Linked DNA regions of Homo sapiens: region 2 is linked to region 1. Evidence: read pairs that join two places in POLR2A ChIA-PET (ENCODE). Cell type or tissue: MCF 10A. All regions are shown on one strand. Each heading gives the region's core, and the rest is flanking DNA. Links, peaks and the distances in the headings are about the cores only. Region 1 overlaps ST8SIA1 (ST8 alpha-N-acetyl-neuraminide alpha-2,8-sialyltransferase 1). Region 2 overlaps ST8SIA1 (ST8 alpha-N-acetyl-neuraminide alpha-2,8-sialyltransferase 1).

Region 1 (5,384 bases), core at 206-5,205:
CATGTGCCACCATACCCAGCTGTTTTGTATTTTTAGTAGAGACCATGTTTCACCGTGCTGGCCAGGCTGGTCTCGAACTCCGGACCTCAAGTGATCTGCCCACCTCGGCCTCCCAAAGTGCTGGGATTACAGGCGTGAGCCACCGCGCCCGACTGTAAAACATAATAAATGTACTTTATAAATACAAAGCATTATATGTTTGGTATTAATGTGCTGATTCATACTTAGTATCTTGAGGCTGAGGCATGAAAAGCAGAATTGTATTGGTGAGGGTTTAGGCAAGGTACAGAAATCTCTTTAGGTACTTTTAGCAGAAAGATATTTCATATAGGGAATTTGGCATTTAAAAAAATCATTGGAAGAATGGAGAAATGGGAGCCAAAGGGTGGTTCCTAGAATTACTGAGTACAAGAACCTACTACTGTAACTGTGGTCTAGGGACTGGGAAGCCCCAACTTGGCATTGCTGTTAGTGTGGCCACAACTGCTTCTGTTAGAAATAGGGGAAAGAATATGAGTTCCAATTCTCCTCCTCATTTCAAATCTTCCTCAAATGCTTCTAATGGAGAAATGATTTGCATCCAGAACACTAGTTGCGAAGAAGTCCAGGAAAGGCAGTTTTTAACTGTCATGCTTCAGCAGGAAGCTGGAAAGAGAGTGGTACAGAGGTTAAGCAAGCCAATCCACAGGATATTCTATGTATGAAAACTGCTACAAACTAGTTGTGGCATGAGGAAGAGATAAGGAAGCAATCTCCTTTAACAGCTCCTCACATAGAAACATTTTAAATGAAATCCAAAGTAGCTTTTTTTTATAGATGAGGACTTTTAGTTTTACCAAATGAATTCTAACTTTGTATTAGAAAATAGATTTAAAAGGATGATTAAAGAAATATAAACTAGCCTCCTATATTATCTATCGGTTGCAGCAATAGGGTTATAAGAAACATTTACTTTGTAAAGTCTGTGCAAATGAATTCTGTGCCTCTTTGTGCCAGTTGCAAGACCAAGGAAACATCCTTGAATAATAAAGGAAGAATACTTTTTTCTTGGGAATCAGAAGTCATGACATCATTGTGTATGGGCACAGCCATTGCAAAAGGCAGAACCAATTCAATGAGTAGATTTTTTTTAATTGCATATGTATGTATTTTCCTGCTAAGAATCTGAAATGACTAATTAATTCATAGAAATCTTGGTAAACCAGTTTGCATCACTGGAAAAAATGGTATTTTCCCTCTGCTCTCATCCATTATTATTTCTTAGCAAAATGTTTCTAGTTTGTTATCAGCCAAAAAGGGTTGCCAGTTAATTGATACGCTTCATTTATGTTCCCAGTGGGAAGAAAATAGCGTGTGCAGGTGAGGTAGAAATGCAGGTGAGTGGGCCAGGCTCAGCGTTTTCAGCATGAACAAAGCTTCACTCCTTTCCCAGAGTTTCAGTGAAATAATGCTAAGTCACTCATTTCTAACTTCGATTCCATGTCTGTACCTTTACACTTGCCCCTTAAATACTCCGTATATGTTAGCCATCATTATCAATGTTATTCGTTTGCCTACTTTTGTTTTTTTGTCGTTGGTACAAAGATGCAGTGTAAGAAGGGAGATGCTCTGGTACATTAGGGAATGGCAACAGGTCCTATAATGGCTGGGGCAGTGTATCCTCAGGAGGTAACTATTGAAATGTCTGTGAATTGAGATGCCACATCAAACTCCTTTTAGTTAGTTAGTTCTATGCTATTTGAACCTTCCACAACTTTCTGTAACTTTCTGTTCAAATTTATTCAATTCTGCCACATAATGCGGTGTACATAACTTCATATCTCCATATGACAGTGTTCTGTGTTCTAAAAGTCCTTATCTGCTATCTCAGTACCATCTTGTGAGCTCTTGAGAACAAGAGGGTTTTCCCTTTTGTGCCCACTGCAGTGCTTCCCACTCAGTATAAATAGTCATTCCCAACCACTCATGTCTGTCAAGGGCGTTCCTGTCTGTGTCTCACTTGGGCTGGACCCCTGCAGTACCCTTGCTTGAACTATAGGAAACCAAGCAGGAAATTCAGAGGTAGCTGTTTCCAAAGGGCTCTATAAATGTATTTTGGTGAAATATTTGTTGAATATTATTAGGCATGAAGGGCAGAATTTTTAACCTTCACACAGGATTTTTAAAACATGCGATGTATGTGTGCGTGTTTGTATTTGGGGAGGACGGTGTGATGGTATCAGCCTTCCCACTTTGAGAATAGCTGCTCCCAATCCCCTGGGTTGGGACCAGCTCTTTCCTGCTTAGCCAGGAACTGCCCCTTTTAAGCCTGCATGGTCCAGTGTTTACAGGAATTATTGAATGAACCCTATTTTGACCTAAGATATCTTGCCAAGGAAGGACACAAATTTCCATGGAAATGAGTGAGGCAGTAGCAGGAATGTTAGAAACCACAACTGTGCTGATACAATCTGAAAAATATTTCCTTTTGGTATTATAAAAACACGGTTGGCTGTCCATTCTCTTACATTGTGATATAAATTACATTTCTCCTCAGCACGTTCACCCAGGGCCATATGTAAAGCATCACAAAACATCCTTAATGCACCCCACATAGACACTCATTTCCAGCTTCCTAGGTTGGCTGTAGGCTCCTGTCATGTTCCACTGAGCCTGGACCTGCAGCGTTCTTGGCCTGTGGGAAACCCAGCAGGATATTTTGGAGTAGTTTGTCAAAATAGCCTTGTTAAAATGAAAATACACATTTTTTTTCCTTCACAGTAGTGTGCTTAATAGAATTCTCTGAGCTCCCGGATATCCCTGAGTTTCACAGCAATTTTTTTTTCTTTTAATAAAATTTGGACTATACTACATAATCTACAGAATTTGGTAGTTTTTTCCACTTATTCATATTATTGTAATCATTTCCCGTGACATATATCTTTTTGGCTGGAAGGAAACTAAGGGGTCTAATGTCTGGTGGGGATGGATCTTTGCTGGACTTTTGTTAGGTTCTATTGTTAGGCTTCCATCTGGCTGCTTTATAACAGAAACCTGATGGGGGGCAGAACCAAATAATTGCTTATTTATCTCAAGCAATAAAGAATTAGAGGGTAGGTAGTTTAGGGCTCAGTGATGGCTACATAGTGTGCCATCAAGCTCCCAGACCCCTGTCTTCCTACTCAAACCTCCTTAGCTGATGGCCAAGGAACTTCGCAGTTTCGGTTCAGGATCCCAGCAAAAAGAAGGAGTAAACAGAAGAGGAAAGCTGGACAGATTCCTGCTCATGTATCATTAATCAGGAATGAGTCACATGGGCATGTCTAACTGCAAGAAAGCCTGGGAAGTTCAGTTTTCCAGCTTTAGGCAAATGCCTTGCGTTTGTCAACTATACGGGCTGCCTCAGTTTCTTCACATGTTATCTCGCTCAGCCCTTACAGCGACTCTGTGTGGCTGTTATTATTGCCTCCATTTCATGGATGAAGCTAAGACTGAGAGGGGTTAAATACCTTATTGAGGGTCCCAGAGCTGGTAGGTGGAAGGGCTGGGATGTGAAACCTGGCCTGTCTGATTTCAAAGGTATTAGTGTTTACTCTATGGTTTATTTCCTTAGAAGACATGGATTCTAGTGGATTAGTTCATTCTTATCACTCAGTCACCTTGAAACTGTTTTAAGGTTTTTCACTTCTAAGAATACCTTTATAAGAAATGGAGAAATTTCATTTTTTAAATTTATTTTTATTTTATTTTATTTTGAGACAGGGTCTTGCTCTGTTTGATAAACTAAAAATGCAGTGGCACGATCATGGCTCACTGCAAGCCTCCACCTTCTGGGCTCAAGTGATCCTCCCACCTCCACCTCCCAAGTAGCTGGGATTATAGGCGTGTGCTACCACACCCGGCTAATCTTTGTATTTTTTTTATTGTATTTTTTTTTTTTTTTTTGTAGAGACAAGGTTTTGTTATGTTGACCAGGCTGGTCTAGGAATGCTGGGCTCAACTAATCCACCCATCTTGGCCTCCTAAAATGCTGAAATTGCAGGCATGAACCACTACACCTGGCCAAGAAATTTCTTTTGCAGCTTTTTGGGAGAAAAAGTAGAGTGTAGCTATACAGGATATGGAATCCTATACAACACCATAGTTTCCCATACAATACTCTAGTCTCTTTTTGGCTTTGAGCTCCCCGGTATCCCCTGTTGAAAGGAGAAATAAGAGCATTTACATTATTTTGAGTTTTATAAAGGGGAAACCTTGCATTGCTTCTTTGTTATAGGAATCTAGAACATGGTTCCACTACTATTGAATAATTAAGGTAATTGGCCCTGCCATTCTTGGCCTAATGCTAACACTAGAGTACTGTTTAGGGTATGCAGTCTAAAAATCTGGATCCTAAGCCTGGCCTTTCTATGATGACGCTTATGATCCCAGACAAGTCATGGAACCATTCTCAGCATGAATTTTATAATTTGCACATTGGGACAAATAATACCTGGTCTTTATATTTCAGTATCATTATTATGAGTAACAAAGTTAAAATGAGATAATGGGTTTAAAAGTGCTTTGTAATGAATGCACCATAAAAACATATGATAATATTATTACTGTTATTTTCTCTCAAAGTGTTTACGGACTTTAGCATTGCCTTGGCATTTGGGTAATGCCAGGAACCCATGAAGCAAAACAAAAACTAAAACACCACTAAAAAAAGGGTGAAATCAATTTTACAGGACAGTGAAAAGAAATAAAGGTGTTGAAGCTGGGATTTCGGGAAACATAAAGTAGTAACAGAGAATGTTACAGTCTTTGTTTCATTATATTTGGATAATAATTACAGTAAAGTAAAAGAGCAAGGTGAAATAAATCATTAACTTCTAGTGAATTAAGATTGTGATCTGAACAATGAATTGATATCCACTGTTCTTCAAATTGCTGTGTAACTGAGAAGAGCAGGAAAATGGATCATCACTGGATGTCCAAATATCTGTTATCTTCATAGGGAAAGGAAAACAATCGATTAGAAGTGAGGTAGTGCAATGGAGTTGCTCAGAAGAATAGCTGATGGGAACTTTAAGATGTCTTGTTTTTCAAATTTAGAAATAATTGAAAATTAAGACCTTTCTTTAATGAAAATTTGCAGGTTGTCTATGGTTGAGAACAAAATGAAAAATAAAGGAATGCTCTATCTTGCCATGGTGTAGATCTTTCTAAATTACTTGACAATGTGTAAAATTTCATACAAAGACCGATTATGGCTCAGGATTCTAGCTTCCTGGGAATAATTGAAAAGAATTCATGACACCAATTACCACTGAGTCACATCTCATCCCGTAGGCCTGACGGGAGTGATAGCTTTTCTTAGGAGGTGTTACTGTTCCATATAACATTTTCTTCTTAGGTGTGGT
Region 2 (5,384 bases), core at 294-5,293, 52 kb after region 1:
GACAGAGTTTTGATCTGTCACTCAGGCTGGAGTGCAGTGGTGCGATCTCAGCTCACTGTAACCTCTGCCTCCTGGGTTCAAGTGATTCTCCTACCTCAGCCTCCCGAGTAGCTGGAATTACAGGCACCCACCACCACGCCCAGCTAACTTTTGCATTTTTAGTAGAGACAGGGTTTCACCATGTTGGCCAGACTGGTGTCGAACTCCTGACCTGAAGTGATCCGCCCACCTTGGCCTCTCAAAGTGTTGGGATTAAAGTCGTGAGCCACTGCACCCAGCCAAATAATATATTATATTTGATAAAATATAATTTGTTTTAAACAAAAAAATCTGCCAATTCCTCTGAAATACAAATGATTAGATAGAAAATAAAACAGGGAATATTTGGAGGAAGCATGGCACATAAAAGAAAATACTAAGCACTGCACAACCATGAGGCACATAGAACTGATACGCTGAGAGGTAAGTAATGCATGTATTAGCATTATCCTGATTTTTCAGTGAAAACTTTTGTGACAGACAAGTTAGGTGATTTGCTTCAATCAGCTATTAAGTGGCAGATTAGGCACTTGAACCTAGGTCTTTGGACCCTTTTTTTTTTGAGAAGTAGTTTGAGAGATACTGTGGAGGGGTTTATGGTTGGCATCGCAGCTTACCCGTGTTTTACTGCGAGAGAAGAGAAAACAAGAAAATTCCAAGAGGTCAATAATGAGTTTACCATTTAAAAGAGAAAAGGAGGATTTATTGACTTGAGATACTTGAGTGAAACTCCTGGGGAGACAAAAAAGGGTGATTTATGATTCTGTACTCTGTATTTCAAAGATTCTGACAGTAACAGAATACATGAAAGGTGAAAGAATGCATGCTCAGTAAATGTTAAAAAAAAAAATACACCACCACAGTACTCTACTCTTAAACTTGATTGATATTTTTGCTGGGATTTTATTTCTACTTTGGAAATCCTTTTAGCATTTCGAAGATGTTCCTCCAATGTTTCTTCCTAGATTCAGTGTTGCTTCTGAGAAAACTGATGTCATTGTGATTCCTGATCTTTTGTGTATGACCTGTACGTCTACTTACCCCTGCATTCTAATCTGGTCGTCTTCCTCGCCTCATATTTTGAAATTTCACAGTGATACGCCTAGTGATTGGCTTAATTTCATTCATTGTGCTGGCACGCAGTGGACCTTTTCAATCTGCAAGGTTATGTCCTTTCATTTTGGATATTTTTCTTGAGTTATTGCCTTAATTCTGCTTTGCCAATTGCAGTAGTCAGTTGTTAGTTCTCTTATTTGACCCACCGGGAACATGTGACACATTGATTTTTCTCTCCTTAAACCACTTACTTCACTTAGTTTCCAAGTCAATGCTGTTTAGATTCTCTTGCCATTTTATTTTTTATTTATTTTTATTTTTATTTTTTTGAGGCAGAGTCTCTGTCACCTGGCTGGAGTGCAGTGGCGAGATCTTGGCTCACTGCAACCTCCGCCTCCCGGGTTCAAACCATTCTCCTGCCTCAGCCTCCTGAGTAGCTGGGATTACAGGCATGCGCCACCATGTCCGGCCTATTTTATTCACTTTCTACAGGATTTTATCCAGTCTCAGGGCTTAAATACTATATGTATATCCTCTGATGACTCTTAAATTTGTACTCTGAGACCTATTCTTTTATCTCCAGACTCATATACCTAACTCCCAGCTTGGCTAATCTATTTGGATATGTAATATGAATATCAAACTTAAAATAACCAGTACAGAACTCCTAATTCCCCCTTTTCTGCAAACCTGTGTATTCTGTCATTTTCCCCATCTCAAAGAAATGGAAACTCCATTTTTCATTTGCTCAGCTCAAAAACCTTGAATTGGAGTCCCCCTTGGCTTATTTTATTAAATCCACTGCTAAATTACGGTGGCTCTACTTTCGTATTTTATGACCATTATTCACCTCCTCCACTGTCATGACCTTGGTCCATGTGTCTCCCGAATAATTGCAGTCATCTCCCAATAAGTTTTTATGCTTCCAGCCTCACCACTGTGCTGTTTAGTAACTTATTGCCTCTCAGCTGCAAAACCACTTTCATATACCCTGGTTTGTGTTGCTGAAACCATGATTTTACAAATCACGTTTCCCCCTTGCCAGCTAGTTTCTGACTGGGGGCACTAGAGGGACACTATGGGAGGCTGAAAGGGGAAAGAGATTTGTTCCTTCCTGCTGGTGTCCTGTGGGTCTCCTGTCTCCTTGTGGTTCCTATGAGAATAACCCTAGCAACCATTCTTTTCCATAGCAGTAGCTAAATTCAAGTGGCAGCATTTCTCAGCACTTTAAACTTAGTCAACACACATGTAAGAGATTCTTATTCTTGTCTTTTAAACTTTGACATTTGTAAAACCACAACAACCCAGTCTAAGAATAAAGCAATTCTTTGGGAGGCTGAGGCAGGCGGATCATGAGGTCAGGAGATCGAGACCATCCTGGCTAACACGGTGAAACCCCGTCTCTACTAAAAATACAAAAAATTAGCCGGGCGTGGTGGTGGGTGCCTGTAGTCCCAGCTACTCGGGGGGCTGAGGCAGGAGAATGGCGTGAACCCGGGAGGCGGAGCTTGCAGTGAGCCAAGATCGCACCACTGCACTCTAGCCTGGGTGACAGAGCAAGACTCCATCTCAAAAAAAAAATAATAAACAAAAATAAAAATAAAAATCTTATTGCATTAGCACAAAGTAGAAGAATTAGTTTATCCTTGGCCATCCCAAACTCTTATGCTTCTTTATTCTAGCCAGGCATTTTCTTCCCACATGGGCTGGTTTTTCTACTTTAAATTATCATTTCATCTTACAATTGTATCCTGTGGTACTCTTCACAGCTCAGAAAAAAAAAAGCTTATTCTAATTAATTTGATAAAATTATTAGTCTCTTACCTGTTTTGGAGTGAAGGTGTTAGTGATAGGGTGGTGATCGTGGAACAGTTGGAATGTCAAGTCAGCATTTCCAGCAGGACATGGGTCTTTGGAAAATCACGTGCAACATTGTTCATTTAATTCATTTGGAAATTCATTAAATTTTCCAAATACAAGTATTTAAATATATAATATTATATATGTATTATTATGTCTATTATATATTTATATATAATTAAGTATAATTATATCTATAAAGTATATAATTATATATTTAAATACTCATGCTCACTTATTTTCACAACTCAACTTACAAAACATCAAGCTCACCAACATATTTCTAGTTTTTTGGGATATGCAGAGATGTGATTCTTAGAAGAGGCCTCACTTTCCCTGGGAAGTGCATCAGAATTGGCAGAGGCAGTGGCCCAAGAGATCTTAATGTTTATTAAAGATAAATGTGGGTTAGAAACAACAGCCTGGGGACTGCTGCTTTCCATTACCCCCTCCCCAATTGTGGTATCCTTGCTCCCATTCCCAGTGATGTGGTGTTCCTTGGTTCCAAGAGCCCCGTCCCCCAGCAATGCCCTGTGATTCAGATCTTCTCAACTCAATGTCTAGTCTCTACTCTATTCAAGATGATAGTGAGTCATTTGATAAACATATCTTTGTTGAAATGTTAGTAGTTTATAAGGGGTAATGTTTTACTTCTCTCTGTGGTTTTACATTTTAACTGGAGCCACCCTGAGGAAACTAAATGCTTTAAAGAAATAGAATAATTCTTTAACTGGAGAAACTGCAGACACTTTGACTGTCTTGGGAGTGAGGGCTGGGCAGGGGATTTTAGACGGGGGATTGGAAAGGAATCCTTCATGTTCTTTACATCATTCCATTTATACAGCTAGTTATTCCTAGGGCTGACCTTGCTACCACAAGATTAATGATGGCTTTTGGAGAACTAATGGGAAACAGACTCTACTCTTTTGTATTACAGAGCCCCAGAGAGGGCAGGATTCAGAGTCTATAGCTGTGCTCTAAGACTAGAGGCTCTTAGAAGGTTGCCTTTTTCATGGTTTACATGTCATGGCAACAAATTCTGTGAAAAAAAGAGATTTCATTCCTCAAATATATGCTAGATCATAACATGTGCCTGATATCACTAAAACCCCAGAAGGCAAAGATTTCATAACCTTTAGATGGAAAGGTTTTCTGATTTTTGTGTAAGAGCATTATTTTGTAAGAGCTTGACACTATTTGTTTGAACAATTGTTAAATAAATATTTTGAAACAGAGATTTAAAGTCCTGGACGAATGAAACTAGTGGTTACCGGTACTTACATTACTTGATCTCTGCTGCACTTAACACATGTTTCTGCATTCTTGATATTCTTTCCACCCTATGTCCCAACACAGCTCTCTTTACTGTTTCTTGTTATCTTCCTTTGTTGGTTTTCCTTTCATCTGCTACCTTAATGTTGGTGTTCCCAAGTGTTGAACTACCACTAGTTCAGACCTGTCCCAGGCCTTGAATCTCTTCTGTGCTTCAGACAGCTATGTGTCTACTGGCCAACTCCACTTAGAAATCCCCAGGTACCTCATGTTTCATATGTCCTTAAAGTGAATAATTTTTCTCCCATCAAACCATCCTTGATCCTGTAGTTATCATCACAGTTATTGGCACCATCTTTCAAGCCATCATGGTGGATAACCTTGAAGTTATTCTTTTTTTTTTTTTTTTTTTTTTGAAACCCGGTCTTGCTCTGTTACTCAGGCTGGAGTGCAGTGGTGCCATCACAGCTGACTGCAGACTCGACCGCCTGGGCTCAAGCAATCCTCCCACTTTGGCCTCTCAAGTAGCTGGGACTACAGGTGCATGCCACCATGCCCAGTGAATTTTTTGATTTTTGTAGAGACAAGTTCTCCCTATGTTGCCCAGGCTGGTCTCAAATCCCTGGCCTGGAGTGATCCTCCCACCTCAGCCTCCCAAAGTTTTGGGATTACAGGCATGAGCCACCATGCTCAGCCATTGAAGTCATTCTTGTACATCCTCATTGTCATCATCCCTATCTATTAATCTACAAACACTGTTAATATCACTTTTACATTATCCATGAACTCTGTTGCTGTCTCAGTATTTCCACTGCCATTGTCTTTGTTCAGGCTGTTCTAATCCCTTGCTGAAAATAGTGTCCTAAGATCTTCCTTCAACACCCCTCCCCTGTTTTTTTACAGTATAGATTTGTCTTTAAAATCCAGAGTCAATATTCTTCACTGGCTCCCCATTACTTTTTTTTTTTTTTTTTTTGGAGATGGAGTCTTGCTCTGTCACCCAGGCTGGAGTGCAGTGGTGCGATCTCAGCTTACTGCGACCTCCGCCTCCCGGCTTCAAGTGATTCTCCTGCCTCATCCTCCTGAGTAGCTGGGATTACAAATGCCCACCACCATGCCCAGCTAATTTTTGTATTTTTAGATGAGACGGGGTTTCA

Evidence for each region. ChIA-PET counts read pairs that join two places held together with the same protein. Peaks named below come from ENCODE experiments on the same cell type or tissue, not always from the same donor. Only the 100,000 strongest peaks of a DNase experiment are listed, where the experiment ranks them.
Region 2: POLR2A ChIA-PET joins it to region 1 with 11 read pairs; 2 of 35 experiments call an interaction of 5 or more read pairs at or near these places.

The regions. Positions count from the first base shown.
Region 1 is chr12:22,280,360-22,285,743 of GRCh38, reverse strand. The region is part of intron 2 of ST8SIA1 (ST8 alpha-N-acetyl-neuraminide alpha-2,8-sialyltransferase 1); the gene reads left to right. Among named protein-coding and RNA genes, the nearest start is that of ST8SIA1, 52 kb to the left of the region's middle. RefSeq lists an enhancer at 2,563-2,732. In MCF 10A, for the core only: a CTCF peak has its summit at 2,036; DNase peaks (open chromatin) are centred at 2,443 and 3,263.
Region 2 is chr12:22,228,874-22,234,257 of GRCh38, reverse strand. The region is part of intron 4 of ST8SIA1 (ST8 alpha-N-acetyl-neuraminide alpha-2,8-sialyltransferase 1); the gene reads left to right. Among named protein-coding and RNA genes, the nearest start is that of ST8SIA1, 100 kb to the left of the region's middle. In MCF 10A, for the core only: no CTCF peak of the experiment used is centred there; no DNase peak of the experiment used is centred there.